Linked DNA regions of Homo sapiens: region 1 is linked to region 2. Evidence: chromatin loops called from intact Hi-C (ENCODE). Cell type or tissue: Calu3. All regions are shown on one strand. Links, peaks and the distances in the headings refer to the core of each region. The heading gives the core; the rest is flanking DNA. Region 1 overlaps PGAP1 (post-GPI attachment to proteins inositol deacylase 1). Region 2 has its middle 57 kb from the start of SF3B1.

Region 1 (2,917 bases), core at 261-2,760, 530 kb before region 2:
CTCCTTCCACTTTTTTCAAGATTCATCCATGTTGTAACATATACCAGTATTTCATTTAATTTCTTTTTAATCAAATTCCTTTTATTCCATTGTATGATTATACTACATTTTATTTTTCCATTCATCAATTGACAGACATTTGGGTTGTTTCTGCTTTTTGGCTGTTATGAATAATACTCCTATGAACATTTGCATATAAGTTTTTGTATGAATATATGCTTTCATTTTTCTTGGTTATATTCCTAGGAATGCAGATGCTGAGTTATGCAATAACTCTGTATTTAGCCATTTGAGGAATTGTCAGACTGTTTTTCACAGTAGCGACACTATTTTACACTCCTACCAGCAGTGTATGAGGGTTCCAGGTTTTCCACATCCTCATTAAAACTTATTATTTGTCTTTTTAAAATTATAGTCGTTCTAGTGGGTATAATCCACAGGTGATTTTTGATAAGCATCCTTGGTTCAGAACTACATATTTAATTGGCTGGATACATAATCCAGTACTTAAAGCCTCTAGATTAACCAGCATCAAATATCCCCTAGATGTACATTCTATATGTCTGAGAATCAATTATCAAGTCAGTTGAAACCAAGAAAAACGAGACCTTTTTCAGACTTTCAAAACAAGATAGACATTTATACTTAAGTCTGGTTCTGGTTGATGTCATAGTGTCAGAATAATTTTTTTTTTTTTTTTTTTTTTATAAAGAGTCTCATTCTGTCACCAGGCTGGAGTGCAGTGGCACGATCTTGGCTCACGGCAACCTCTGCCTCCCGGGTTCATGCCATTCTCCTGCCTCAGCCTTCCGAGTAGCTGGGACTACAGGCACGTGCCACCACGCCTGGCTAATTTTTTTGTATTTTTTTTTTTTTTTAGTAGAGACGGGGTTTCACCGTGTTAGCTAGGATGGTCTGGATCTCCCGACCTCGTGATCCACCCGCCTCAGTCTCCCAAAGTGTTGGGATTACAGGTGTGAGCCACCACACCCAGCCAGAATAATCTCTTAATTAAAAGGCTGGGTCTGGCACAGATCAACTGAATATTGCTTACCACTTCCTGGAATATAGGTTAAATCAGGTTAAAATTAACACTAAAGGCAGACTTGAAATTGTATAAAAGTAACTGAAGGGCACTAAGTAGCTGTAGAAAGATTTGAGTGGAGGGGATTTATGGACTGCTGCTTTAATATATTCAGGCCAAATTCTTTTTTCCCTGCTCCTGCATCCCTTAATCACTGTCCAAGCCCAACGAAACAAAGTTTTAGCCTCCTGGGAAACTAATAACTGCTATACTCCAGGGAAGGTTTTGTCCATTGTACTACAGTTTCTACATCTGCTTCTCCAGATCCATTCTCCACCCCTCACTTTTTCCTGAATTCTGGGAGGCTGACTTTTATAGACTGGCTTCTAGGTAAGTTCAGGAATTAAGAGGTATCAGCAGATAGGAGGGTAGGAGAAAATAAGGTTAGTGTATGTATTTCCTCATCTTTTTCCTGCTGAGCCACAGGGTGGCAGTGGTTGTAGTGTTCCTGCACCCAAGGCTACAGCTCCAGGAATGTTATCCACTCCTAGAGCCCTCTAGGTTTGTTCCTTCTCTTGTCCTGGTACCTTGGAGTACCAGCTGGCTCTGTTACTAGTTTAGCATCTTATCATTTCTTGTTGGTTTCTCTTAACCCTGCACATATACCTTTGAAATAGTCCATTATAATCTCAATTATTCCATTCAGTATGCCAGGATCTAACTGACACAGTTGATGCAGCTCAAATATTACAGTAAATGCCTACTGTGTGCTTGGCACTATCTTAGGCACTAGGAATAGAATGGAGAACAAGATCAGGCTCTACATTTTAAGAAGTCTTCAGACTATAGGAAGAAAACTTCAAGTGCCAGGGTATAAAATGGAGAAAACAAGTGAGGAATTTTCTTGGGGATGTCTTAAAACTTAAGAGGATCCCAAACTCTTGCAAATTTGGGAGAGAGGGACGATAAATTTAAGAAATCATCTGTCTTGTTTAGCCACATGTAGGATGACAAGGCAGCAAGGAAGCATTGGCTCTTGGAAGGAAGGAGGGAAGGAGGAAGGAACAACAGATGGACGGTCAGAAGGAAGGAAGGAAAAATGGAAGGAAGGGAGGAAGGGAGGGAAAGAGGAAGATGAAAAAAAGAGATGGGAGGGGAAGGAAGGGAAGAAAGAAAAGGAAACAAACTAGGATGACAAGGAAGGAAATTAGGGAGTGAGTGTCTCTTATTAGAAGTATACATATTATGAACGATTCTTGCAGCAGCAGCAGCAAAAAAAGAACAGGGATGGGGATTGGTGGGAAATAACCTGAATCTGATCACACCTATAGCTCTAATTATCAATTTATAGAAAATAGAAAAACATGTTCAACTCCAGCAAGGGGATGGAATCAGTAAACTCCAAACATAGAAAATGCAAAAGTATAAAAAAGTTTTATTTGATAAATTATAAGGGGAGAAAAAGAGATGGAGAACAGACCTTACAGATAAAGAAACAATTCAGTTCTGACAATGAAAGTTGTCAGAATCAAAATGGAGTCACTGTTTTTTTGTTTTTTTTAAAAAAAACAAAAAAATAAAAAAACCCTGACAAATAGAGCCAGGGAAGGCTGTGAAGGGAGGGTTCTCATGCTTGTATACATAATAGCAAAACTGTCACAGAAGACTCTGCAAAAACCACAACTCTGCACAAAGGCCACTGCAACCTTACACACACACAAAAATACTTCTCTGAGGACATCTGCCCAGCAACTACTTGTCCAACCTCGGGCTGCCACCACCCTTGTTATGGATCCTTATAGGCAAGGATAATTATTTCAAAACAATTATGTAATCCTCCTCATTTTTTCTTTAACACCCATTGTCTTCCTTTACCTTCCTGAATATGCAAAC
Region 2 (2,917 bases), core at 155-2,654:
ACTTGGGAGGCTGAGGCAGGAGAATCACTTGAACCTGGGAAGTGGAGGTTGCAGTGATCCGAGATGGCACCATTTCACTCCAACCTGGGCGACAAAAGCATAACTCTGACTCAAAAAAAAAAAAAAAAAATCTTCCTCTGAGAAGTACAAACAGAACCTGACAGTATTGGAGGCAGAAATCTAAACACAAACATAGTAAGAAAATAGGAAGCTTCATGTAATGTGCTATGCAATGCTAGAAAGGAGAACATGAGGGAATTCCTGCTGAACTATACTAGGACTCCTAGACTAAGGCAGAGACAGACATCAGAGAACCTTAGGATACCCTGCAGACCTCTTCTGTATTCCTGGTTTCAAGGTGACCATGTGGACTGAGGGCCAAATTACTGCCAATCAGATCTAGCCCACCTGTGTGTCTCTTACCTGTGCAAACCCATGGGCAAGCATATGGACTCCTCCCTCTTTTCTTTCCCCTGCTCTCCTTTGCATAGTTTTAAAGAATGGAAAAGTAGCAGATTCCCTGAAGTTAGTTGTGGGATATAGTACGTGCCTAAGGTGATCATGTTTCTGAATGCAAATTCCCCATGGAGTGTATTTATGGGACAATTGGGTGTCATATATGACTTAGAAACTCCCCTAGAGAACTAAGATGTGAACAGGCCAGAGATGTTCCTTCAATTCCATGTGCGTGTGCCAAGCACCTGCTGCCACACACCAGGCCTGCTGGGCACTGGACGTAGGGACAGAAAGCATGAGCCTGGGCCCCCAAGGGTTCATGCCATAATGGGTGGGGCAAGGAGGATTTCGGTTCTGGCTATTTGCTTTCATTATTATCTCAACTGCTTTCATTGCTTTTTGGTTTTTTTGTTTTGGTTTGGTTTGAGATGGAGTCTCGCTCACGGCTCACTGCAACCTCTGCCTCCTGGGTTGATGTGATTCTTGTGCCTCAGCCTCCTGTAGCTGGGATTACAGGCCCGTGCTACCACGCCCGGCTAATTTTTGTATTTTTAGTACAGACGGGGTTTCATCATGTTGGGCAGACTGCTCTTGAACTCCTGACCTCAAATGATCTGCCTGCCTCAGCCTCCCAAAGTGCTGGGATTACAGGAGTGAGCCACCATGCCTGGCCTAGGTTTATTAAAAATTATTATTATTTACTAAGTCTTTTTTTTTCCAGGATGATGGGGATGAGGAGACAATAGCCCCAGCATCTGGTCATAATTTGTAAATCTCGACATTCTCCCTAACACCAGCTGGAAATATTTCATGCTCTAGCATCGTTTTACAAGTTGCTGGCAAAAAATAAGCATCCATCTTATTTAAAGACTGTAATAAAATGAGAAAGATGGTTATTTGCCTTATTTTTTGTCTTTTTTTTTTCCTTTTATAAAAACAGTTAGTTGTTTGCGGTGCCTTCAAAGAATGTTAAGTTAATAAAAGCCAGCCTTTACCTTACAATCTTTATTCAACAGTAAGGTTTGTCAGATACCAAGGGCTGGTTTCTCCCAAAAATCATTAAAGGTCTGGCTCCAAAGGTGTGCAAGCCACCAGTTAACCGGGGCCAGCCTTTGTTTTCCTAGGCTCTGCTGCCCCCTGTCAGAAGCTAAGAATGTTACAGGAAATAGAATATTTTGAACAAAGGTTTTCACAGAACAGCAGTTTTACGCTCTGTCAGGTGATGAAATAGAATACTCTCCCACCTTGTGAATGAAGACCATTGAATTATTTGCTTAAAAATATGCCTACTTGCTTGGCTGCCTAGAAGTTCTTGCACAACTCCCAGCAGTAATAACCTGTCTGAAATAATTCAGGCGGCGGCTGTCATTCACTGAGTCCGTCTGCACATGTACAGGGAGCGGCAGATGGGTGCTGGGGGCGTGAGTTGTGTATCCATTCACAGACCATCGGGGAAGACGACTGAACAGATGACTTCCACGTCGTAGAGCAAGGGAGAAGTGTGTGCACCCCAGGTGCTGGGGGAGCACGTCAATGCAGCACTTTCGCCAGGGGGGTCCTAATGAAGTCGAAGGAGTCCATTCTCAAAGAACTAGCGGGGACCAGCCAGCTGAAGGGGAAGCAAAGGGCTTTTCTGGATAGTAGCAACTGCATGTGCCAAGGCAGAGGCCCCTGGAAGAGGGTGGTAAGTTCTGGCAATAGCAAGAGGGGACTGAATTATACTCTGAGCACCCCAGCTGCTACTCCGCTGCCTGGCAACTGCTGGTCCCCGGGCCACTTCATCTCCCATTGCCTCAGTGTATGGCCAGGTCAGAGGCCAAGACAAAGGCAAGCAAAAGGGCCCTGGAGGGGTATCCAAGGCACACTAAAGTGCTGGCGGTTGCCTTGTGTTCTGCATGCATTCTTTTTTTTTTTTTTTTTGCTTTATTAAAATACTGAGTTTTATTTCACATGTATATTTTTGTCTCCCCACCATTTCCACGTCTGACCACCGCTACTACTATGTCCTATCATAACATTCCATACATACTTAAAACCAAGCAAAGGGTGGAGTTCCATCTTTAAAAACTAAGCAGGCATTTTGGACAACACATTCTTGGCAATGGAACCTGGACAACATTTATCAAACATGGTAGGGAAAGTTCTCACTCTGCATTATAAAAAGGACAGCCAGATATCAACTGTTACAGAAATGAAATAAGATGGAAATTTTTTAACAAATTGTTTAAACTGTTTTCTTAAAGAGACTTCCTCCACTGCCAGAAATCTTGAATAGCCTCCTGCTCAGTCATCCAGAAGCAATTCTTCACATAACTGATGAACTTGGCTTCCACTTTGGGAAGAGAACCACATTTTTCTATACTTGCTTGCATTTTTGCTTTAATGTCTTCTACAGAACTAGGTCCTTTTAGGTGTTTTAGGAGTTTTTTCCTGTTTTTTGAAGGATTCTTGTCCTTTTGAT

The links. Peaks named below come from ENCODE experiments on the same cell type or tissue, not always from the same donor. Only the 100,000 strongest peaks of a DNase experiment are listed, where the experiment ranks them.
Region 1: it touches region 2 in a loop (19-fold over the local background); 17 of 110 quality-filtered maps call a loop at or near these places.

The regions. Positions count from the first base shown.
Region 1 is chr2:196,848,578-196,851,494 of GRCh38, forward strand. The region is part of intron 20 of PGAP1 (post-GPI attachment to proteins inositol deacylase 1); the gene reads right to left. Among named protein-coding and RNA genes, the nearest start is that of C2orf66, 41 kb to the left of the region's middle. In Calu3, for the core only: no CTCF peak of the experiment used is centred there; a DNase peak (open chromatin) is centred at 1,524.
Region 2 is chr2:197,377,008-197,379,924 of GRCh38, forward strand. It overlaps the pseudogene NPM1P46. Among named protein-coding and RNA genes, the nearest start is that of SF3B1, 57 kb to the right of the region's middle. In Calu3, for the core only: a CTCF peak has its summit at 1,564; a DNase peak (open chromatin) is centred at 1,584.